Regions from separate parts of the Mus musculus genome. Here all the other regions are linked to region 1. Evidence: chromatin loops called from intact Hi-C (ENCODE). Cell type or tissue: left cerebral cortex. All regions are shown on one strand.

Region 1 (8,000 bases):
GGTCAGGGCGTAGCAGTGAAACACACAATGTTTCTGTCCTTCTGCAGTTTATGTTCCGATGTCGGGCCACAGGGGACATGAAACAGACATATGATCAATGTGTCAGGTGTTAAGTCCTATGGAGAAGGATGAGAGGGTAAACGGATGAAAAGGAACCAGACTTCATCTCTGGGGAGCTAGCAGAAGCCTGGAGACAACTAGGAAGCAGACATAGGGATACCTGGAGAGAAAACCTACCCAGAGAGACCTGGTAGCAATGATTCAATCAACTATCCTCTCAAAGCTGGGGAAGGGAGTCTCCTGTAGAATGACTCAATGCCCAAAAAAGCCTTTTAAGTTGCCTCAAAGTGAAGAGTGGAAACTGAAAGGTTGGTTTTGCTTGTTTTTAAGTTGTCAGCTTGCAAATTACAGGCCTTAGCACCTTACTACCCAGTACAGACAACGCAACCTGAAATGAGGATGGCGTGAGCTACACGTAAAAGGATGATTAAGAGTAGCGAAGGCTATATAAATCTTAGGCAATGCTCTTCATCAGTCACCAATTTCCACTAACCATCAGATCGATTACACCTATGTCTATAGCTGAAGGTCTTATCCATGATTGAATTAGTGCTGGGCCATGGTTAGTAATCTCACACAAATTGTCTTCAAAGTTCCAGGCTGACCTTCTGCCCTGCTTAAACCCGTAAACCAGGCCTGCCGTTTGCATGCTACCATAGTTTCCAATATACCATTTCCTGCTCGGTCGGATTAGGTGAAGCTCAGGCTCTTAACCAAAAGGTGACTTGAGTTTCTTTATTTACAAGGAAATTGCTAGTTAGAAAATTTCTAAGCTATTTGGCAACTAGTGAAGGCAATTCATTCCCACTGGTGACTGTATAGAGTTCCTCTCAGGTGTAGCTAAAGTTTGTGAGCGAGGGGAACACCTAAGCTGCAGCTAGAGCCGCACTTGAAACATTGTAATCAAGCTGGGAGCGTAGCTCAGTGATAGGCTGTGTGCCTAGTATGTGCCCTGGGCTTCATCCCCAGCACCTTCAAACAAAAAGTCTCAACCTTGCAGTTTCTTACTGGCACCGCCCCCCTCAGATCTAACTTGGGGGGGGGGGATAATGGGGAACATATATGCTTCAGTTCAACCCGAATGTGGCATTTTAGGAGGAAAACCCCAGCTGAGCACACACGAGTACATTTCAGCTTTGCCAGAAGAAAAATAGTTATGCATTATACATGGACTACAAAGACGCTTTTTTGTAAGCTTTCCTTTCAAATGTTTGAGTTTTAGAACTTAAAACGTTCCATGTGTTTTGTGTTTCTCCTTCAGTTAGACTAAAGTAAAGGGACTGAAATTTTGGTTTCAGCAGTTGTGCGGTCTATCCCAGGAATGTTTAATATAATATTATCCTGTGCTATAGAGTTTGTAAATAAGGCTCTTAGACTCATGGCTGATTGCTATTAAGGACTTTTTATTCAACAGATATTATTGTTATTATTACGTGCCAGGCCCTGTTTTAGGTACAGAAGCTACAAAGTACTTCATGCCCATCCATCCATGCATCGCAGAAAACAGGCCATAACCAACACTATAAATACATATGATGTCATGTCAGGTCATGAAGAAACTATTCTTCCTGCTTTATTCAGGGAAAGGGAATTTGGGTGGGACTGCTATTTTAGGGGAGGGAAAGTCTCACCCTTGAAGTCTTATTTGAAAAAAAAAAGATCTTAATGAAGGGAGAAAGGAGGCTTTGAAGCTTTGGGGGAAGAAGTGTCCTGGACAGATAGAGGGCAGGGCTCAGCAGGCATAAACTGAAGGGCAGCTTGGAGTCTCATATGGTGGGATGAAGACAAGTGAGAGCAAGTATTGGCAAGGCAGCCATGAACAGAAGCCACGTGACAGTTCTCCCTACTCCATCCTAGGGGAAACCAACACTAGTCTAGCTTCAGTGGGAAGTCAAAGAGATGATAGGGACTCATCCGTAGGCCCTGCGTGCTATAGCTATTAGTCCTAGACTTCCAAGATTCCCACTGATTTTTTCCCAAGGCTAACCCTCTCTGAAATACAGTCTCAGAAGTCTCAGTCGTCACGAAGCGAAGTTTTCCTTTCTGCTTAGCAGGAGAGCCTCCTGAAGTTAACAAAATCTAAACCCACGGAACCAAAAGGCTGCCATGACTAAATCAGGAAATGAACTCATTTGGAAAGAAAATTCGCAACATGAGGGCTTTTTTCCTCACTGAAGGTGTTCAGCACAAATAAAATAACACAGCCTCAGGGAAGCCAGGATGGATCAAGTCAGCACTACCAGAAACCCTTGAAGAGGTAGGTTACACATGCACTGTCTAGGGCTCAATGGTAAAGACTTGTTTAAAACCTCATATAGAAAGAAACCACCTCTACGTGAAACAGAAACAGCTCATAAGAATGAAAACAGAGTTTTGGCATAAAAGTTTTAACTTATAGCCACCTGCCACCCTATGTTTGCACAAACTGTAAAAGAAATTATTTACTTAGACACGTGGAAATGGACTGCATTTAATGGCAGCTAACAATAGAACGAATTTTAAAAATCACACACATGACATATGTGTAAGGAATGCTTTTATGCGTAAAAAAGGAATTTTCATACAGCATTTCATAAATGTATATACATGCATATTTGTACTTTTAAAAATACCATATGTAATGAAAGCTGTGCATAAATATTTATAAAAATACCTTTATCTAACTAGGCCAGTAACATTTAATATTTTTCAATAAATTCATATATAAAATATATACATTAGTGCCAAATGGAACATATATTTTGAAATATGAACCCCAAGTAAAACTCTGAGGAATTCGGAGTGGAACCCAGGTATCTGCCAAAGGCAACTTCGGAGCAGTCGGTCATTCGGAGAAGGGAAACAGTGCCGGGTCCCTTATCTTCACCGACTGTTTTGCTTGTCAAAATTCTGGTATCACTTCTGCGGTTTTGTATTTGACTTCCGACCTCATGGCCGTTTAACCTGCCAACTATTATTTTCTTTGAGGCTTTTAACACTCCACCCAAGTATTTTGCTTTCCCCAACAGTTGTGTCCGCTTCCTTTTTAAATTCATCTTAACGTCGACCGTGGTTTAGGACCTGGGCTTAAAGTGCACCCGGTCTAAGGTTTCAGAGCGATTCAGATTGGGGGCACCCTTGTGATGACCCCGATAGCGCCCAGGGAAGCCAAGGTCTCCAGGAGGGGCTCTGCTTTGTGCCAGGATTTCCAGGCAACCTGAGAGTCCCAGGGTTGGGGCCAGACCTGGAGCGTGCGACTACTCGGGGTTCTAGCTCCTTTTCCAGGTCAACCAAGCCGGCGGGGGACATCAACGCCGGAAAACACCACCTTTTCCTGTCTCCAACCTGGCGGACTAAGGGAGAAGGAAGAGAGGGCGACCAATTAAGACAATTAACATTAATTCTCTGGGTTCCTACAGAGGTCCAGGGACAGAGGGGCGGGTCGTCCTGAGGCCCTGGCTGGGTGACCGACAGGTGCAGGTGTCGCCACGGGCGGAATTTTACGGTCCGGAGCAGCAGCAGCTGCGCCACTTGCGCCGCCTCGCAGAGCGTCCCGGAGAGCCGCCACCCGCTTCCGCAGCTTTAGGTCAATCTCTGACAGACCTGGAGGGGGAGGAGACGTCACCCTCCCGACAGGAAAAACCTGCTGCGTCTGCGTTTCTCTGCGTCCCGCAGGCTCTCAGCCTCCACCCCGCGTCTCCCGCGCGTCAGATCCGCGCTCCAGGTTTTGGCGACAGCTTGCAAGGGGAGCCGGCTGCACGTTGACAGCACGCGACCCTCCTTTTCCCTCCCGAGAGCTACAGCTGCCAGGGGGTCCCCAGGGAGCTGCGGCCGCGCTGCGGCGACCCGGTCAGGTGGCCCTTCTTCCCCGCGCAGGTCCCCTTCCTCCGCTGCGAAGCCCCGCACTGCTAGGTGGGTTAGGTAGGACAGGGAAAGGCGGGGACACGAGGGTGAGCACGAGGGTCCCGGGTGCGGGCGGAGTCCCATTGTTCTCCCGCACCGTACGGACAGCAACGCTCTGGGGTCCCCTCTTTAAAGGGAGCACCCCGCCACTTTTCTTTGTGCCTGAGGGAGCCCCAGCCGGCATTGCCTCTGAGAGAAGCCACCACTGGGAAGGGGTGGAACTGGGAGGTGACAGTGGGTAGCCTTTGTCCTCCAAGAGTCCGCAGCCTCGCCTCCAGTCCTGCGGGTCTGGGGGTGGTGGGGAGGTGGGGGACAGGTACAACGGAGGGACGGTCCAGGTCGGCCCGCACCCTTCTCCCCGCCCTGCCCTGGCCTCACAGCCCCGCCCCGCCCCGCGCCGGCCCCGCCCTGCGTCCTGCGCCCCGCCCTCGGCAGGTTGAGGCCCGGCGTCCGGCAGCCGCGCGCACAGTGTCGCGGGCGCTTCCAACTGCCGCTGGGAGCACAGCAGCGGGACGCTCACCGACAACCCAGTTCCGCAGCGGCTGCCTCCCGGGAGACGCCGCGCGCAGTCCCGGAGCAGATTCTGCGGTGAACCGTTGCCGCCCCTCTGGTTCTGCGCGCACCAGCGAGGACTGTTGCGCCCTCGGGAGGCGACCCGGGCCGACGCCCGGCCCTCCGGGCAGAAGCTAGGAGCCTTAGAGACTGCTGGTGAGTGTGTGACCCAGGCTGTCTCTCCACCTGTAAGACTGTCCGACCCTCAACCTAAGCCCCCTTCCAGCTAGTGCAGATGGTGGCCTTGGAAGACTTAGAGGGTGCGAGGATAATCTACCGCACCGCCTGGTTGAGCTGATGTTTAGAGGATCAAAGGGGACATCATGCTTGACGTCCGGGAGGGGGGATCAGGACGCGGAGCTCTGCCACCTACTTCTTTAGGGTGGGGCTGCAGTCAGCACGGCCCCCTCCAGGCCATTGACAGCCATTCTGGGCGCGTGTTGCGTTTTTCCAGCAGAACAAACCGCACTTGGCTACCGCGGCCCTCTAGTTGTGTGTTTGCACCGATGCGGCGCGGCGCGAGAGTGCACCGCGCAGCTTGGCAGTTTCCGAACTGACAGAGGCAGCACATTGTAGCTGAGGCTCCAACCTGCAGATCTGGCAGTTGGGGGAAAAAAATTTTTTTTTTCTTTCTCGACTGCGGTTTCTGAACAACTGAAGCGTTTACAAGATCTTTACTCCCTCTTCCTCCTCCTTCCCCTCTCCTTCTCCTCCTGCCTCTCCTCCTCCTCTTCCTCCTGCTATTGCTCTTCTTCCTCTTCTTTTCTCTTCCTTCTCACTAAGTATCTTGACACAGCCATGCGAGGACGAATGGATCCGGCCAGTCAGTTTTTTTCTTTATGAATTATTATACTCCACCCCGCTCTCGCCTTTGGGAGGGAAGGCATGTGTTTCATCTTATAAATAGAAAGTAGCATATTTTTTGGCAGGACCTGCTTTATACTGCACCGTCTAGGAGAGGTCAGTTTAAAAATAAATATGCACTTGAATGTTACATTACCGAGCCGGCTGTGGCTGGGACAAGCTGCGAGTACAGCGGCATCAAAGCTGGGCGCACATCTGTGTTGAAAGGAGTTAAAGCCCCAGAGTGCAGCCCCGGCTGACAGTCAAGTAATTACATTTTGTTTAAAAAAAAAAAAGTGAGTGAATTAAAAGGAGGGTGGGAAGAGGAATGTCAGGCAGGGACTGGAGCCTGAATCTTTGCAGCCTTGGTGCGTTTGCGGGGAGTGGGCTGCTGATTGTGTGCAGTGTGTAGTGGGGGCTCTGGGGAGGGAACTGATGGATGTGTTGGGGAGACAAAGATTCCTTCTGCTGCTTCCTCACCCTGGCAGCTTGTAGCCCTCCCAGTATCCTCGAGTTCTGGGAGGGGGTGGAGGAGGGGTGCCGCCTTGAAAATATTAGGAGGGTAGCAGATGTCCCTGCTTTAATAGTAGACCCAGACTTGGGAACTCCCCCTTAACATCACAGGGAGAAATAAGCCTCCCCAGGAAGCAGCCAGGATGCCCCAGGGGCACCCCTAAGTCCATTAAAAGACTCCTGTAATGGTCTGACTTATAAAAGATCTTTCAACTAACAACTGAGCTAGGGAGTACAACTTCTGGACAGTTGTAGATACCTCCACCACTGTGATTTGATGGACAGTTTAGATGTCAGTATACACAAACACCTTTTTCAGAATGAAGGACTCGGCCATAAGGCCGTTATGAAATGTCTAGCGATGTAACGTGTGAGATAAAGGATTAAGATCTATATTCAAGGAATGGTTGACAGTCCATCTGGAAGTGCCTAGGTTTTCCAGGAGGCCTCACCCATGGTTGGAAGACGGGGCTACCAGTCTCGGGGCTCACAGCCCCTGGGCTCTCAGATGATGTTTAGAGGAGAACTTTGGAAGCCTTCTGGGTCTGTGGCAGTTTCTGTTTTCCAGCCGTCTCATCTGCTAGAGATTTGCATTCTGAATTCCATGATTGGAACATGGTGCCGAGGCTGTGGCAGCCCCCTGAAGACATGAAGTAAGATGAGCTCCTTCCCACCCCCCTAATCTGCACCCTGAAAGTCTGCCTCCTATCTTCAGGGCACCTAGAAAGGTGTCGAGAGTAAAGTACCTGGTGTACATTTGCTTTCTTGGTTTTTATTGTGAATTTAAATGGGGTCCAAGATGCATAGAAAGCTGTGACCATGATTGCAGAACGGCTCCCTGGAGCCAGGCGGCCCTATCTGCGCTCCAGTCTTCCCTTTAATGTGGTGTTTTGTTTTATGTCTGACATGTTCACAAAAGCTGCCCTTTTCCACTTATAAACTTCCTGCTATTCAACAGCATTGGGGATAAAATCTCTTTAACCTATATCACCCTAAGGTTTTTAACCAAGCCATAAAACTTTCACAAGTCCTTTGCCCATTTAGACATAGCATTTATCCAATGGGTGGCAATACAGTTCCCAACCTAAAAGCCCTTAGAAAAATTGTGCCAATTTATTACTAGTACTACTACTACTTATTATTATTATTATTATTATTATTATTACCACCATTGTTTCAGTCTGATTTCATAAAGGCTGTCTTTCTAACTAGAATCCCACTGATTTTTTTCATTAAGAACCGAAAAATTGTATTTTTAAATACACTATGCTTCCCAGAGAACAAGTAGCAGATTCAACCAGGCCAATTAAAAAAAATCTCTTAAAAGTGCAGGTCAGAGAATTCTAACGAACATCAAAAGTAATTCTAGCACAAAGCCTGTCCTCAGTGCTAAGCTAAGTACTCTTCTCAGTGCCTTCATTAACCTCTCCATTTCTAAACAATCCTCGGTGCTAAGCTAAGTACTCTTCCAGTGCTTTCGTTAACCTCTCCATTTCTAAACAATCCTCGGTGCTAAGCTAAGTACTCTTCTCAGTGCTTTCGTTAACCTCTCCATTACTAAACAATCCTCAGTGCTAGGCTAAGTACTCTTCTCAGTGCCTTCGTTAACCTCTTCATTACTAAACAATCATTCTATGAAAGGTGTGCTAGTGCCTACATTTTACAGGTGTAATAACAGAAGACAGACCAGTGATGTAGGTTGCCCAAAGTTATACATTAAAGAACATACCTAACTGTGGGTGTGTCCTAGTGCCCAAATCTATATGGGAGTCTGTGCCTTTTTGGATTAAAGGATTGGGAAAGCCTGACATTATTAGCTTGGGGTAAGAGCACCCAGGTGCATTGCCTGGCTCTATCGTGTAGCACGTGTGTGATGCTAGACAAGTGATTTGACTTGTGTGATTGTCTCATTTAATATCCATAGCCAGTCTTTGAGATAGATGGTATGGTACTTCTTTTCCAGACAAGAACTTAGACTCTCGAGTTCTGTACCTTGGTCAGGTTTATACAGCTAAGTAAGTAGCAGGGCACAGTTTGAACTCAGGTATGTCTGACCTAGTTCTGGATACCACACCTCCATTGTCTGGGTGGAGGGTTACGGGAGCTATGAAATATGATTACTCTTATGGCTTTTGGCCTCTGGAAAGGAA
Region 2 (8,000 bases), 69 kb after region 1:
ATGAAGCATGGCAAAGGCAGGCAAGCACGGCTCTGGAGCAATAGATGAGATTTTATAATTTGATCAAAAGAACAAGGCAGAGAGAGGACTAACTGCGGATGAGATGGACTTTAAACCGTCTAAGTCTGCTCCAAGTGGCATATTTCCTCTAAAAGACCACACCTTTTAATTCTTCCCAAACAGTTCCACTAACTAGGACAAAGTATTGAGACACAGGAGCCTACTGGGGCCTTTCTCATTCACACCACCACGGTACTGATGATATTCTTACTGCTTTTCTGACTCTTTCCACAGTCTAGGTGATGACATGCATGTCTCTTTTTCACTCAGACGATCTATCAAATGCTATTTTTAAATGTTCAATTTGGTGGTATTTGATCTGTGAAGCCACTGATAGGATTTACATCTCACACATTGTCATCAATAATGCAACACTTTACCACATCTGAGCCATTGGGCCAACATCAAGTAAACAAACAGCGTGTTCTATTCCCACTTTGCGGATCCTCCCTTCTACATACATTCAATTTATTTTGAAACAAAATTTCAAAATTTATTCTTCCAGGGATGAAATATTCAGGAAGGTTCTGTTTCTCCGAGTGGGGCTTAGTCTAGTCATCTCTCCAGCCTGCTTTGCAGCTGAGTGACTTGGGTTTCTTTTTTTAAATATGTAATTAGGTTTCAGCTAACATGGCTTTATTGAAACATTTTCATATGCTCGTGTGTATACATATGTGTGCGTACAAATTCACACATGGCTTTTCCCCCTTCTGGAGAAAACTGGACTTCCTCTTCCTGGCATGCAAAGATTTTTAGAAACTGAAAAAAAAAATGTTCATGCTTTAAGCAGACAAATTGAAGTCACTGTGAGATCTGTGCCTGCTGACTCTAACATCTGAATTACTTTTGTCTTATCCCCTTGGGTTTTCTGTTGTGAGTCTGATCTTACATGCTAGGTATGGTACATAAAGACTCCGCTGGACAAATTGTTCCCATCTATTACAAGGGTTCAGGGCAGAACAAGATTGCCTTTACCTAAAGTAAGGCTGTTCTCATTTGGTCTAGGTAGAGGGGAGTCTGAGCTGAAACCCTTCAGAGGGTTTATTAGGGATGGTCTGTTTCTGTGAACTCTGAATTTCTGTTCTTTTCCACTCTTGCCTCATTGAAATTCTGAGAGTTCCCAGTTTCACTCCGTGTGCTTACACCCTTGCAAGTGCCCTGTGGTAATGACATCTTTGATTTGCAAGCAGCAATCTTCTCCTTCTCCTTCTCCTTCTCCTTCTCCTTCTCCTTCTCCTTCTCCTTCTCCTTCTCCTTCTCCTTCTCCTTCTCCTTCTCCTTCTCCTTCTCCTTCTCCTTCTCCTTCTCCTTCTCCTTCTCCTCCTCCTCCTCCTCCTCCTCCTCCTCCTCCTCCTCCTCCTCCTCCTTCTTCTTCTTCTTCTTCTTTTTCTTCTTCTTCTTCTTCTATAATCTTGGCTCTTCAAATACTGTCTGCCTTAGTAGCTGTGTTGTGCCTTCACACACAGACATATAACCATACACACACACACACACACACACACACACACACTCTCTCTCTCTCTCTGCCCATTAATCTCTTCCTTACCTTGCATATACTTAGTTTATGGTATCACTATGTCATAATTAATCCAGTTGCCCTAACTAGGAATCTTTCATGCTTAAATAGGAGACAATCACATTCCACTCTGTTTTCTTAATATTTCTCTAAAATCACTGTCGGCTATATTTCTACTACTAAGTCACTACTTTAATTGTTTTTTGAGAAACAATGTTCTAAACAAGGGGTAAATTCCCAGACCAGACTATGAAAGTCATAGTGTAGTTGAGGTCTGCTACAGCCACAGTCAGGGTCCGGGCCTCTTAGCCTCTCTGTGTTCTAAATTTAGAACTCTGAGCTCTCGCCCAAGGTCAAGCATCGAGGGTCCAATGTAGATGGATAACAAAGAGAGGTTTGAAAACTTCATGCAAACCACAGCAGCACTAGGGGACATTGGTTAAGAAGAAGGAAATGGGGTGTTTTTCTGCATTTAACTTTCGCCCAAGTAATCAGTTGCAGGTTTGTGTTAGGGAAAAAAAAACACACACACACACAGTGATTTGAAAACTTTGCAAGCCAGCTGATCACCGAGAGGGTGATCTGATAGGGTGAAATCCATTTCATTGTCTTGGGAACCTTGCATGGAGACTAATTGATTACTTGCAGTAGTCTTTCCCCCAGCCAGCGAAACCCTTACTTGGATTATTGTCTTCGGGTTGCCCGTGTCTGTTTGGATAACAGAAGTCTTGTTAAACAACTCAGTAATTTCTGAAGACCTTATCACTCACTGAAGATTAATAGGCAGCAGAGTTAAGAAAGGAATTTAGAAAGGAAGTGCTGATCAGATAGAGCGAAAGCCCGCTGCTGCCTTTAAATACATCAATGCCTTAAAATACTCGGTTGCCTTAAAATATGTCAATGCCGTAAAATACGCCAGTGCCTTAAAATACGTCAATGCCTTAAAATACGTTGCTGCCGTTGTCAGGAACTGTGTAAGCAATTGCTATAAAGGTCCAGATCTTCACTTATGAGGCAGTGCAAATCAGATACCATTTTATAGTGTACTTTCGAGAAAAGCTGCCAGGCATTCCTGAGTGTAACAGAGGATCTTCCTGTAATACAAACCATTCCAAATTTGGGGAAACATGGGAGTATTTCGATGAGCTGCCAAGATGAAGTTCTCGTTCGAGTCAACGAATATACTTGGCTCTCCAGAGGGAAGGCTGACTGAAGGAGAAAGAAAAGCTGTGCCTGGTGTAGACACGTTTACGAAAAGGCAACTGATCGTTGTAGCTCAGCTAATCTCGGTCCTGGGTGACTTTTCTCATGGCGCATTACAGTGAAGCAAGCAAACACTGGGGACTAAGGTCTCACTATCCACGGGTGACATGCATAGACTCTGGCAGTGAAAAGGATACATCTTCACGCTGCTGCTGCGTATGATAGAGTCTGGGGGGTGGGGTGGGGTGGAAATGAAATCCCCCTGATTCAAGTCTGTCCCAATTAAATCAGGGTCTTTGTGTCTGCGACATTAGGAGTTTTGAAAATGTTTTTAAAAGATTCCATTATACAGCCAGTGGACAGTGGTTCGGAGCAGAGCGAGGATTGCTTTCCTCGGTGACTACACCATCTGGAGAAACCTGAAGGACTACAGTGGCGAAAGTGTTCCTAAGGAACCGGAAGCAGACTAGGCTAAGGAAAGGCACAGAGCGCATAGCCGTGGCTCCACACCTTGCTAGCATCAGCCTCAACATCATCCTTGTAAAGTCACAGCCCTCAGTCCACAGCTAGAGAACCACAATATCCAGGAGCGGACCAAGCCTTCTGTGTTCTTGTAAGTTTCCTGTTAGTATGAAGTATGCTGAAATTGGAGCTTTTTTTTCCCATTTTTTATTAGGTATTTAGCTCATTTACATTTCCAATGCTATACCAAAAGTCCCCCATACCCACCCACCCCCAATCCCCTACCCACCCACTCCCCCTTTTTGGCCCTGGCGTTCCCCTGTACTGGGGCATATAAAGTTTGCGTGTCCAATGGGCCTCTCTTTCCAGTGATGGCCGACTAGGCCATCTTTTGATACATATGCAGCTAGAGTCAAGAGCTCCGGGGTACTGGTTAGTTCATAATGTTGTTCCGAGGAGCTTGCTAATAGAGCGAATAAGACCAGGACTCTAAGACCAGTCTGCTTGGGGTCTATCCTCGCTCCCTTCTTACAGAACGATCCAGGCAAGTTACGTTTCTCATGCTTCCACCTTCCCTTCTGCCAATAGAGACAATGTTTATGGCCCTGCAGAGGATATTTTTTTTAATGGGGTAAGTAATATTTGAACAGGGCCTGGTGTATGATAAACACTATGTAGTGCCTGCTAGCTAATATTCATACACATTATTCTTTTAAAAAATGGTATTTTGAAGTCTTTCTGAAACAATTGACCATCATCCCTACAGGGAGGAATTTTTACCTGAAAACTCAGCTTCCCCGTAAGGCAATTTTCTAGAAAGATACTTTTTCCTGAGGAGACATATCGAATCGCAAGGTAATCTGTTTTGGGTTTGGTTTGATTTCTCAAGACAAGGTTTCTCTGTATAGCCCTGGCTGTCCTGGAACTTGCTCTTGTAGACCAGGCTGGCCTTGAACTCTGAGAGATGCCAGCCTCTGATGTCTAAGTGCTGAGACTAAAAGCATGTGCCACAGCCCCCCCCCCAAGTTTCTCAAGGTGTTTTTACAGTATATGGGGCTGCCTGTGATCTGTCCCCTACATGTAAATGCCTTTTAAATGAAGTGGAGGGGGTGGCAAGGTCAGGTAGAGGGAGAACGGGATATGTGGTGAGATGTGATCTTGACACATTCCGTGCACTGAGCTGACAGTACCTCTGGGGTGACACCGTTCCCAAGCATTTCTTTGAAGAAGGTAAGAGCTGAAATGAAACAATGTTTTTAGGGCCCGAGGGGGACATATCGTCCAGCAATTATTATGGAAGCGATTCTTCTAAGGAAAGTGCAGTTGGTGATGGTGACATCTGTGGACTCAAGAAACATTCCTTGAGATGACAAAAACTTGGGTTTGTCCCTGCCAGCCTTCCATTAAGCTATTAAAAGAGTGACTCACTACGGCACACCCACCTTACAGACTGGGTCTCTCCCCAAAGCTGCTTTGTCATTCTTTTGTGAATCGTAGCTGTGTTTCCCATAAGCAGTGATCCCTGCAAGGCACAGGACTCCGTGTGTCACCATGGCATGTGGGGGTTACCAGACATCCCTTCCCATGCTGCAGCTTCTGAATCTCTTTTAAATAAAAACTCTTCTTCCTTGTGGAGCAGGGTCAATTTCATACCTCTTTTGTGTACGTCATGGTTCTTAACAAGAAGTTCTCAGTAAGTGGTAGCTTTTTCTGATGTTTTGCTTTTTTTGTCTTGGTTGCCTAGAAACACAGACTTAAATATGTGAGTTTAATTACAGAAACATTTTTTTTTGGCTGATTCAATTAAATCTCCATATCTTTTAGGTAGTTTCGGCTGTCTGTGTTTACTTAAACTTTTAAAAGAATAGAATATTCATTTATTAAAGGAAAAATATGTATTCTTTTCAGGTTGGTTAAAATCCTTTTTTGTCTCATATTATATTTAATATCTTCTACATTTCTATAGTTATGTATGATTTAAAGAAATGCATATTCTGGCATATATGTGTATATACATATATGTATGCACGATCCAAAGGAATCATTATACTATAGTAAATATATGGCATAAAGCAGGAGTTCTCAGCCTTCCTAATGCTATAACCCCTTAATATAGCTCATGCATATGTTCTGATGACTGACATCCGTAATATTATTTTGTTACTACTTCATAACTGTAATTTTGCTACTGTTATGAATAACTATGTAAATATCCAAATATACAGAATATCTTATATGTGAATCCCCAAAAGGGTTGAGACCCACAGGTTGAGAAACACTGGCATAGAGTATACTACAGCATGCATGTGCAATGTGCATATGAAACAAAAGTAGTCATGCACACAGTATAATACACATGTAATATGTAAACATATATAGGTATTTCATATATAAGACGCTGCAGCACATTTTAGACATATATTTATGTCTAAATATATACATATATGTAACTACAGATTGTTTATGTGTGTGTACTTTAGGGAAAGAGAATGCCTATTGACTTTCACTATTAATCCATAGAGTTTTTGACTCTCCTCCTGCCCTCCATAAAATCAAAGTCAAAAGTGACTAACTGTTAGCCACCTAAGGAATTCAATGACATGAGCAGTGAAGTGTGTGTGTGTTCTCTTTATTAAAAAAAATAAAACCCTAAAATCCAAAACCAGTTATGCACTCAAACCAAAGTGTGTGTGTGTGGGGGGGTGAGGGTGAGGGGGTACATATATACTCATGTATACATCAAAACATCACATTAGCTATTGTAGTAGTTTAAATATGCTTGGCCCATGGGTGTGGCCTTGTTGGAGGAAGTGTATAAAACAGCCCCAATGAAACATTGTCCTTTATAAGAGTTGCCTTGGTCATGGTATCTCTTCATAGTAATAAAACCCTTAGTAAGCTATCTTAAATATATGTAATAAAAACAAAGCTATTTTTTAAAGATTTTTTTTGTTTTTTGTTTGTTTGTTTGCTTGCTTGTTTTTTGGGGTTTTGTTTTGTTTTGTTTTTTGTTTTTTGAGACAGGGTTTCTCTGTATAGCTTTGGCTGTCCTGGCACTCACTTTGTAGACCAGGCTGGCCTCGAACTCAGAAATCTGCTTGCCTCTGACTCCCAAGTGCTGGGATTAAAGGCATGTGCCACCACGCCCGGCACAAAGCTTATTTTTAAAAGAGATTCTAGTGAGTATAGTAGTTAGTCTATGGCTGATATAGCTTTGAGTTCCCTGTAGCAAACACACCAACGTTCACATCTCTAAGTTGCTCTTAGCAATAACTGAGTATGGAGTAGGTGGAGATGCATAGTGAGCCAATAAGACCAGTAATTGGCCCCCAGAAGACCATAACTGTGGCTATGGCCATGAGAAGGGAAGTTTCAGGTTTTCTTAGTCCAGTTTAATATCTACTCCACACTCTGTCTCCTCTTTCCACCAGCTCAGGCATCCCCCATCCCTTAAGCAACAGCTGTGACCTTTTAGCCGTGTTTGCCTTTGCCAGCCACGTGGTCTTTTGCCATTTACTTTCCCAACAGAAATACCAAGCTCGAGTCAACTGAAAATGGCAAATGTATCTTTAATGAATCAAAAAGCAAATATAAAAAGCCAAAAAGGTGCTGCGTTATTAGCGGAAAATCCGCTCCAATTGAAGATTGGAGAAGTATATGCATACACATGTCCATGTTTGCACACACATACCCACAGACACACACAGACACACCAAGAGAGAGAGACAGAGAGAGAGAGAGAGAGAGATTGAGAAAGACACCCACCAACACACACGTTTATTTTCCTTTGTAGGAAATGGCAGTTCATTCAAATTTCAAAACAAATGTCTTCTAATTATAATGAAAAAGGAAGTAACCAATGAAAGGCATCCTATGCCTTGCTGGATAATCTAAGAATGTGGGGAGAGGCTTTGTCATAGGATGAATTGGCTCTCTTGGTTTCACTTTCTGCCTTCCTACATCAGTAAAAGTCAGGGCTAAGGGAAACACCTGGGGAAATGCCAGTGAAGGAAGCCAGCAAGCCACATAGTTCTCAGTGTCTAATCAAGCAGTTAATGTAACTTTATGTCTTCCACATAATCTGGGCAACTTACGGAATGTTTTGCTCCATTTCAATTGTTAAAGATATAAATGACCTGGAAAGTCACAAAAGATAGTGGCAAAGAGGTGAACAGCAGGTTGCCACCAAGTTGGCCATCTGCAGACAGGCAGAAAGGATAAAAAAATTTTGAAAATCTTTGAAAATTCTTTGCGCCACTGAATTCTAAGGTCCGGAAATTCTTCTTAAAATTAAAACATCACAGACACAGTCCTACTTACTGACTGCCACTAAGTACACAAATCCTGTCCCCTTTGAGATGTAAACGATGAAGTGCACCATGAAATGCTATCTTTCTATCGCAGAGAGATTTTGTTTTTTCAGAGAGCCAGAAATATTGAAGCTATCCTTGTATCTCTTCTCTTTCTCTTCTCCACTCTTTCTCCCAGCCTCTTCCTCATCACTAGCTCCTTCCATTCCTCCACCTTTCCTTCTTTTTCCTCTCTCCTTTCTCTTCTCTACTTGAAGGTTTCTTATCCACTTCCACCTTACCTGTCCCTACTCCTCAACTAATAGAAAGATAAAAACCCATGTTGAATTCTCTGGACCGAATATCATGACAATTAAATGAAGCTGGCCTTGCCTGTGTCTTTCCATCTGTATGTGGCCCCACAGCTGGCTGAGAACTCTCCATCTGTATGTGGCCCCACAGCTGGCTGA
Region 3 (8,000 bases), 850 kb before region 1:
TCCTCAGAAAACCTGGCATTCCCTGGGTTTTAAACTCCTAACCATCATCTACATTCATTTTCCTTCTTCCTGGTTTTACTATCACATTCCTACTTCCCCACCCTACCCCTACCTAGTCTTCTATGCAGCTGGGGCTGTCTTCAAACCCAGGATTCTCCTGACCCAGCCGGCTACATGCTGGAATTACAAGCATGTGCTACCATGCCCTGTGTGTTGAAAGGTGGCAAAGCACTCAGAGCTCTCTCGTATCGTTCTACCTTCATACTTTAGTATTGTTTGCAGTGTATGTAGCATGCAGCTAATGAGGTCATTCATATATGTGTGTGTGTGTGTGTGTGTGTGTGTGTGTGTGTGTGTGTGTGTGTATTCTTTGGATTTTCAAGACAGGGTTTCTCTGTGTAGCCCTGGCTGTCCTGGAACTCACTTTGTAGACCAGGCTGGCCTCGAACTCAGAAATCCGCCTACTTCTGTCTCCCGAGTGCTGGAATTAAAGGTGTGCGCCACCACCCCCAGCTTCATTTTTTATAATATGACAGAATTATACATTCCAAAAACCTTTCCTCTCCAGAATTTCTAAAAGCATTCTGGGAGATCTGATGATCGTGGTTTACAGAAAAATAATGAAAGGATGTAGTTGAGCATGGACATTTAGAGCAACCTGCAGGGAATATGTACATGTGTAAGTATATCATACACAAATACACATTAAAAGATCACTGTTAGAGATTTTTTTCCTGAGGGGTTGTAGACATTGGCTGTCCTAGAACTCACTACGTATACCAACCAGACTGGCCTCTAACTCATAGATATCTGCCTGTCTCTGCTTCCCAAGTGCTGGAATTAAAAACATGTGCTTCCACCACCCAGCAAGATTATTTCTTTGTGTTAAAAAGAAGAGAGACAGATGCACAAAACGTTTAAATGGATTGTCTTATTGTAGAATTTTCCTCATCTGACATAAAGGTGACAATAATTTAAGAACAAATTTAAAACAGTGAAGAAAACAAGATTTAAAAGTGAGCTTTCACTGGGCAGTGGTGGCGCACGCCTTTAATCCCTGCACTTGGGAGGCAGAGGCAGGTGAATTTCTGAGTTCGAGGCCAGCCTGGTCTACAGAGTGAGTTCCAGGACAGCCAGGGCTACACAGAGAAACCCTGTCTTGAAAAAGCAGAAAGAAAAAGTAAACTTTCTCCTTGTCTCCTGCATGCATGCCTCAGGCACTAGGTAAAACCACCATTACATATATAGTCAACTTTTTCTCAGAACACTGGAAGATGGATGTAGGAAGAGCTTACAGCAAGATCCTGTTTCAATAAACAAACACCACCAACAAAAAACAACTGTTCAACTCTTTTCATTTAATAAATGAAGATAAATTTTAAAAATTGGGCTGGGCAGTGGTGGCACACGCCTGTAATCCCAGCACTTGGGAGGCAGAGGCAGGTGGATTTCTGAGTTCAAGACCAGCCTGGTCTACAGAGTGAGTTCCAGGATAGCCAGAACTGCGCAGAGAAACCCTGTCTCAAAAAACCAAACCAAACAAAACAAAAAAATTGATGTAAAAAGATTATGAATACTCTGCCTTCCTTTTTTTGTTGTTCTAAATTCAAAGATAGGGTTTTTCCTATGCAGATCATAGGATTATAATACTATAATACTATGTAACCCAGGCTGGCCTCTAATTATTTTCCTGTCTTAGCCATAACCCCCAACTTTAATGTGGTAATAGCCAAGATTTTTTTTTAGATTTATTTATTTATTTATTTATTTATTTATTATATGTAAGTACACTGTAGCTGTCTTCAGACACTCCAGAAGAGGGAGTCATATCTCAGGATCGGATGGTTGTGAGCCACCATGTGGTTGCTGGGATTTGAACTCCTGACCTTCGGAAGAGCAGTCGGGTGCTCTTACCCACTGAGCCATCTCACCAGCCCCCAATAGCCAAGATTTAACAACTGTGGCATAATAATAATCACTCAATAGCTTATATTAGCAAATGTTAGAATATGTGTTGACCCAAGTAGATTCATTTAAACTCAAATCTAGAGGCTGGGCATGGTGGCATACACATTTAATCCCAGCACTCAAGAGACAGAGGCAGGTGGGTCTCTCTGAGTTCCAGGCTAGCCTGGTGTACCGAGAGAATTCCAAGATAGCTAGGGCTACTCAGAAAGACTCCAATCTTGAAAAACAAACAAACAAAATCCCAAACAAACAAAAAAGTGGAATTAGACTTTATAGAATTGCTATTCCTTCAGAGAGAATACAAATGTTTATAATTATTGCTCAATGCCTTTCAGAGAGAAGCAGATTAGAAGAATATTTCTCTAGCATGAAAAAAAGCTCTGGGTTGTATACATAGTGAATCTGTGGGAGGCCTGGACTGCAGAAGTTCCTGTGGCAAGCAAACACAGGAAGATTGAGGCAGAACAATATACTGTGTAGTAAGACTGAGGCAGAACAATATACTTCACTGTGTAGAGTTTCTATTTTCTTGCCAGAGATTTTTGTTGAGACACTATAATTTTAAATATTTGAAAATCAACATACATATAAATTAGTAGTACTTAAGAGTCTTTGCTTTTAAAAAGGGGGGGAGGGGCTAGAGATATGGCTCAGCAGTTAAGAGCACTGACTGCTCTTCCAGAGGTCCTGAGTTCAATTCCCAGCAACCACATGGTGACTCACAACCATCTATAAGGTATCTGATGCCCTCTTCTGGTGTGTCTGAAGACAGCCACGGTGTACTCGTATAAATAACAAATGAATCTTTTTTTTTTTTTTAAAAGAGTCTCATGCTTTATTGACCAAGAAGGACTCCTTTAGAGAAAGCACTCCACACCTGAATCCACACACAGCAAATGAAAACGGAGATGAAATACACGTACCTAGGAACTTCCTCTTTTATGTGTAAAATTTCCAACCCTTGAGTATTCCAAGTAGTTACGATGTAATGTTTTTTGTTTTTTGTTTTTTGTTTTTTTTGGTTTGTTTGTTTTTTGCTGGTTGATAAAAAGAACTTGGGCTGGTGAGATGGCTCAGTGGGTAAGAACACTGACTGCTCTTCCTAAGGTCATCCCTGAGTTCAAATGATGAGTTCAAATCCCTGCAACCATATGGTGGCTCACAACCACCGGTAATGAGATCTGACTCCCTCTTCTGGAGTGTCTGAAGTCAGCTACAGTGTACTCACATATAATAAATAAATAAATCTTAAAAAAAAAAGAACTTAGCTCTCTTTTTAGAGTTGAATTTTGGCAAATGCAGAATTCAAAGGCAGATTTTAAGCAACTCAGGGAGACTGATACGTATTGAGTGGCTGAGCTGTAAGGTTTTAAGTAAAAATTCACACACAACTTTTAAAAAATCCAAAGCACTAGAAGGGAAAAATAAATTTGTGCTTCAGATGCAAGAATTGTCTCGGCTCAGTATGCTTGCAAACTTTTACAGTTTTGCCACAACTTTAACATTGCCAGAACCCCTTCTCCACAACCCTATCCCTTTGTTTCAGCAAACCCCCAAGTACTCAGATCAAACTAACAAATTAGTGACTCAGTGCAAAAAGGAGAGGTATTATGCAGACTCCCCGGGGGAAGTCATCCCTTTTGAGGCCCGTGATGCAATAACCATTAGACATAACTGTGGAGTAAGGGTTATTTTCACACTGGTCTTAGTTTAATTACCTCTGTTGAGCCTTAAAGATCACTGAACACAGACTAGGCCAGGTACCCCAAAGGTGGCGACCGGGACAGCAGCGGTTAAATTTTACGGACTTTCACAGAACGGTCTAGTGTACCTGTACTTAGGTTACGGTCGCTGTCAGTTCCTAGATTAAAATGAAGAGGTAAAAGGGTTGGGAGAGGTTAGGAGGACCCACAGGGTTCAGGAAAGGGGAAGGGGAGGGGAGGGAGCAGGAGACCGCCGGAAGGCCACAGGTTTATGGGCAAGATCCCGGCGTTCCCATGGAAACGTATCCCTCCGCTCCGCTCGCAGAGTCTCGCTCTAAGTTCCCTCCGCCCCGCCTCTAGGCTGTTTCCGCCCAGCTTCTTTGTGCCGCGCAGAACGTTGACACAACGCATGCGCAGAAAAAAAGAATCCCCGCCCGCCGCCTATATAAGCGCGACTCCGGCCTCTTCCTTGTAGTGCCGCCGGGATTGCAGGCAGAGGAGGTTGCGCAGCCGCTTCCGTGCTACTCGCGCTGTGAGCATTCCAAGCTAGAGCCGAGTACACGGGCCGGCCATCATGTCACGCTACGGGCGGTATGGAGGAGGTAAGCGGCCAGGGCCCCAGGGGAGGACGGTGCTGCCCGCCGACCGAGCAGAGCGGGGCCGCAGGGGCGGCGCGGCGGTTAGAGACGGTTATTCCGCGTGCGTAATGGCGGCTCCTGCGCACGCTGTACGAAGCCCGAGGCCGCGGGGGCGGGGAGGAGGAGGGCGAGCGGGACTGGAGGGCATGTGTGCCGCTTAGGGCCCGGGCGCTTGGCGCCTTTTGGTCTCTCCTGGACAGGCCGAAGCCTGGCGGGGTCGCCGTGGTGGCGTTGGCCATTTCTCCGCGCTGCCGCCCGCCTCCACCACCCCACCCCCCGCCCTCGGCGGCGGCGGCGGCTGCCATTTTGAGCACATTGATGACCGTGGTGGCGCATTTCCTCAGCGCTTTCCCGCCACTGGAGCCGGGGAGTGATGATGGGCGTTAAGATTCGGGTTGGGCTGGAGACGGAACGAAACCGGCAGCTGCGAGCTGCGCGTCGTCCAACAATTGGTCGGCATGAGGAGTAGCGCGAGGGGAAGACCGCTGCAAGCGGCGACGGCTTTTTTTCTCTCTCTTTTTTTTTCCTTCGCCGTTTCGAGCGTGGCTTCTGGCTCTGGGGCGGGGACTCGGGTGAGCCTGCGCCTGCTGTGGAAGCCGGGAACTGGCTCGGCCCTGATCCTCGCTGTAGACCTCTCCGCAGGCCGGGCCGCCGGAGCCCGCGCGCTGTTGTGCCCGAGGCTGCGGGGACTCGGGGGGCGGGGCGGGCCCGAGCCGGGCCCCACCTCCACCCCGCACGCCTCAAGTCTACCATGCTCCCGCTGCAGTCTCCCAGGGTTTCCTTCCTATAAGAGCGCCAGAACTTGGTCGCAGGTCTGGCTTTCCAGTCTTTCACGCTGTAAGATTTAGTACTTGGTGAAGACCTCTAAATAAAGGGAGCCAGACCTGGTGGTGCACTAGCTGCCTCAGGGAGGTTGAGGCCTGAGAGTCGTTTGAGCGATGTATAGCTAACATAGTTGTAGGGTGGCTCCGAGTAGATCACTTAGCTGGCTCAGAGTCTCCAAAACAAAACGTGTACGTTGCACAGCTCTTTAAGGATGGTCTGTTTTAAAGAAATGAATTCCCTATCACACGTTGAATAACATTTGTTCTGTTTACATTTTTTAAACAGAAACCAAGGTATATGTTGGTAACCTGGGAACTGGTGCTGGTAAAGGAGAGTTAGAAAGGGCATTCAGTTACTATGGGCCCTTAAGAACTGTGTGGATTGCCAGAAATCCTCCAGGATTCGCCTTTGTGGAATTTGAAGACCCTAGAGATGCAGAGGATGCAGTTCGAGGATTGGATGGGAAGTAAGTGGGTTGTTTTTCAAATTTCTTTAAAATATTCCCTCGGGCTGGATAAGTAATCTCGGTGCTAATCATAGACTCTCTGGGGGTGGACCTTATTTTTGATAGTGTCTCTGGCCTATGTTGACCTGGAACTCACCATATAGCTCCGGTGGTGGTTGGAGCCCTCATTCTGTCAGCCTCTCACATGCCTTACCCTTCAGGCACTGGATAACTTAAGATTTAGGACTAAAGGTGGAATTGGCGGGGTTTTGTAAACAAAAGACTAACCGTGTAGAGAGAATGAGCAGTTGACATTTTTTTAATAAATTAATTTTTATTAGATATTTTCTTTATATACATAGCAGTTGATATTTTTAAATCTAGAAGTCACATGTGTATTCTAACATTAGCATTTTCTTATGTTTTGTAGAGTGATTTGTGGTTCTCGAGTGAGGGTTGAACTATCAACAGGCATGCCTCGGAGATCTCGTTTTGATAGGCCACCTGCCCGTCGTCCCTTTGATCCTAATGATAGATGCTATGAGTGTGGTGAAAAGGGACATTATGCTTATGACTGTCATCGCTATAGCCGACGAAGAAGAAGCAGGTATTTAATTAATGAAGGAATGGTTGGTATTCTAGTTAATCAAAGTAATTCTTTTATTAGCAAGGCAGAAACTAGTGTTTTTCTATAAACTTGAATGTTAATTGTACAGGTGTATTTTACAATTTTTGTTTAATTAAAAATGTTACTATATTAATAATCAACCTGGTCAAAACCTTTCAGGTTTCTTCGTTTGAGTCAGTCGCCTTGATTCAGAATGTCACGAGCCTTATGATATCATGCTGAGGCGCCTTGCAAATCCGACAATTAAGATCCTCCTAGACCTTGAGGTGATCAGCATAAGAGGCCAGATCCCCTCGAGTCATCTACACCTAGCTTCACCTTATTCTTTAAAGGGCAGAAAATTTGAGTCGGTGATCGCCGTAACAGTAAATTTGGCTTACAATTGGGGCCCCCTCCGCTTTAGAAAGAGGAACACCAGATTGACCACATTCCCAACTAGAAAAATCTTCTTGCGTCAATCAAGCCTCATCTGGCTCTTTTGGCTGTCAGTTTGATCGTCGTTAGATTGAAGAAAACATCTAGATGCAGCGATCGGCTATAGATACTTCTAGATCATCTAGATCTACTAGACCTACTACTAGACCATGGGCCAAAGAGGGTCGACCTGCAAACTTGCAAGGTTTATTTTAAATACACATTATGGCGTTTTATATTTTGTAATTCTAAGTTGTAATTCAGCTTTTAACAAATCTTTTTTTAGGTTAGTAAAAAAAAAAAATTTAATAGGCCCAGAGTTTTTCCAAATGAGATACTAAATTTTAAATAGTCTTGAGATTTGATTTCAGCAGAGGTACACAAACACTAAAACTGAGTTATCGTCTAATATGTTGTATTTTTCTAACTTAAAAAATAGGTCACGATCTAGATCCCATTCCCGATCCAGGGGAAGGCGATACTCTCGCTCCCGCAGCAGGAGCCGAGGACGGAGGTGAGAAATTTGTAAAATTCAAATTTTAACAAGTGGGAAAAAGTAAGACAGATGGGCTTAAGAACTTCTTTAAATTTTAGGTCAAGATCAGCATCTCCTCGCCGATCAAGGTCTGTGTCTCTTCGTAGATCAAGATCAGCTTCACTCAGAAGATCTAGGTCTGGTTCTATAATAGGATCGAGGTATTTCCAGTATGTAGCACATTTTTCCTGCTTACTAGTAGATGGATTGTCGTAGCTTTAGTTATCAAGACAGAGTTTCTCTGTGTAGCCCTGGCTGTAGACCAGGCTGGCCTTGAACTCATCCACTTGCCTCTGCCACCTAATCACTGGGATTGAAGGTGAGCGCCACCACTGGATCCTGGCTGGATCGTCTTGTCTTGGTGACACAGTGAAGTATCTTCATTCAAATGGGGTGCTTCAATATTAGGGTGTGCACACCTGTACTCCTAGCACTTAGACTAAATAACTTGGACCTGGGGATTGGAGGACAAAAAAGGTACATGCCCCATCTCAAAACAGATTTTTTAAAAGTAAATTATTTTAGCCAGATAGGATGCTATCTCCATGAAGAGAATTGTGACAAAGCTTGCCATCAAACCTGATAACTTGCTTAAACTTGGAACCAATGTAAAGGGAGGAGAGACCCAATTCCCCCAAATTGCTCTCTGACTTCTAGAGATGGTGACATTACCTTCTCTACATATACTCTGAATAAGTGAATGTAAATTTAAAACATTTTTGGAAAGAGTAAGTTTGAGAGTAGGAGGGAGCCAGGATCTGCCTGCCTCTTAATCTGAGTGGACTTTTTAGTTTAATAGACAACATTTTTTTTGTGTGTGTACCCCTAGCTGCCCTTGCTCTGT

What was found. Peaks named below come from ENCODE experiments on the same cell type or tissue, not always from the same donor. Only the 100,000 strongest peaks of a DNase experiment are listed, where the experiment ranks them.
Region 2: a loop joins it to region 1, with 2.1 times the contacts of the local background. A loop is called at or near these places in 4 of 42 quality-filtered maps.
Region 3: it touches region 1 in a loop (4-fold over the local background); 3 of 42 quality-filtered maps call a loop at or near these places.

What each region holds. Positions count from the first base shown.
Region 1 is chr17:79,351,467-79,359,466 of GRCm38, reverse strand. It overlaps Cdc42ep3 (CDC42 effector protein (Rho GTPase binding) 3), which reads left to right and starts at 4,376. Exons shown (of 2, transcript NM_026514.3): 1 at 4,376-4,650. It overlaps Gm17315 (predicted gene, 17315), which reads right to left and starts at 4,768. Exons shown (of 2, transcript NR_165822.1): 1 at 4,463-4,768; 2 at 1,447-3,642. In left cerebral cortex, CTCF peaks have their summits at 3,636, 4,585 (motif pointing left) and 4,897 (motif pointing left); DNase peaks (open chromatin) are centred at 4,493, 4,856, 5,391, 6,267 and 3 more places; H3K4me3 peaks cover 3,787 bases; H3K27ac peaks cover 3,090 bases.
Region 2 is chr17:79,282,141-79,290,140 of GRCm38, reverse strand. No RefSeq gene overlaps it. Among named protein-coding and RNA genes, the nearest start is that of Gm17315, 69 kb to the left of the region's middle. In left cerebral cortex, no CTCF peak of the experiment used is centred here; DNase peaks (open chromatin) are centred at 2,631 and 4,792; H3K4me3 peaks cover 614 bases; H3K27ac peaks cover 375 bases.
Region 3 is chr17:80,203,448-80,211,447 of GRCm38, reverse strand. It overlaps Srsf7 (serine and arginine-rich splicing factor 7), which reads left to right and starts at 4,143. Exons shown (of 8, transcript NM_146083.2): 1 at 4,143-4,273; 2 at 5,420-5,600; 3 at 6,010-6,186; 4 at 7,061-7,135; 5 at 7,216-7,326. The coding sequence starts at 4,246. It also overlaps a transcript of Gemin6 not described here. In left cerebral cortex, no CTCF peak of the experiment used is centred here; DNase peaks (open chromatin) are centred at 4,070, 4,624 and 4,927; H3K4me3 peaks cover 2,685 bases; H3K27ac peaks cover 1,903 bases.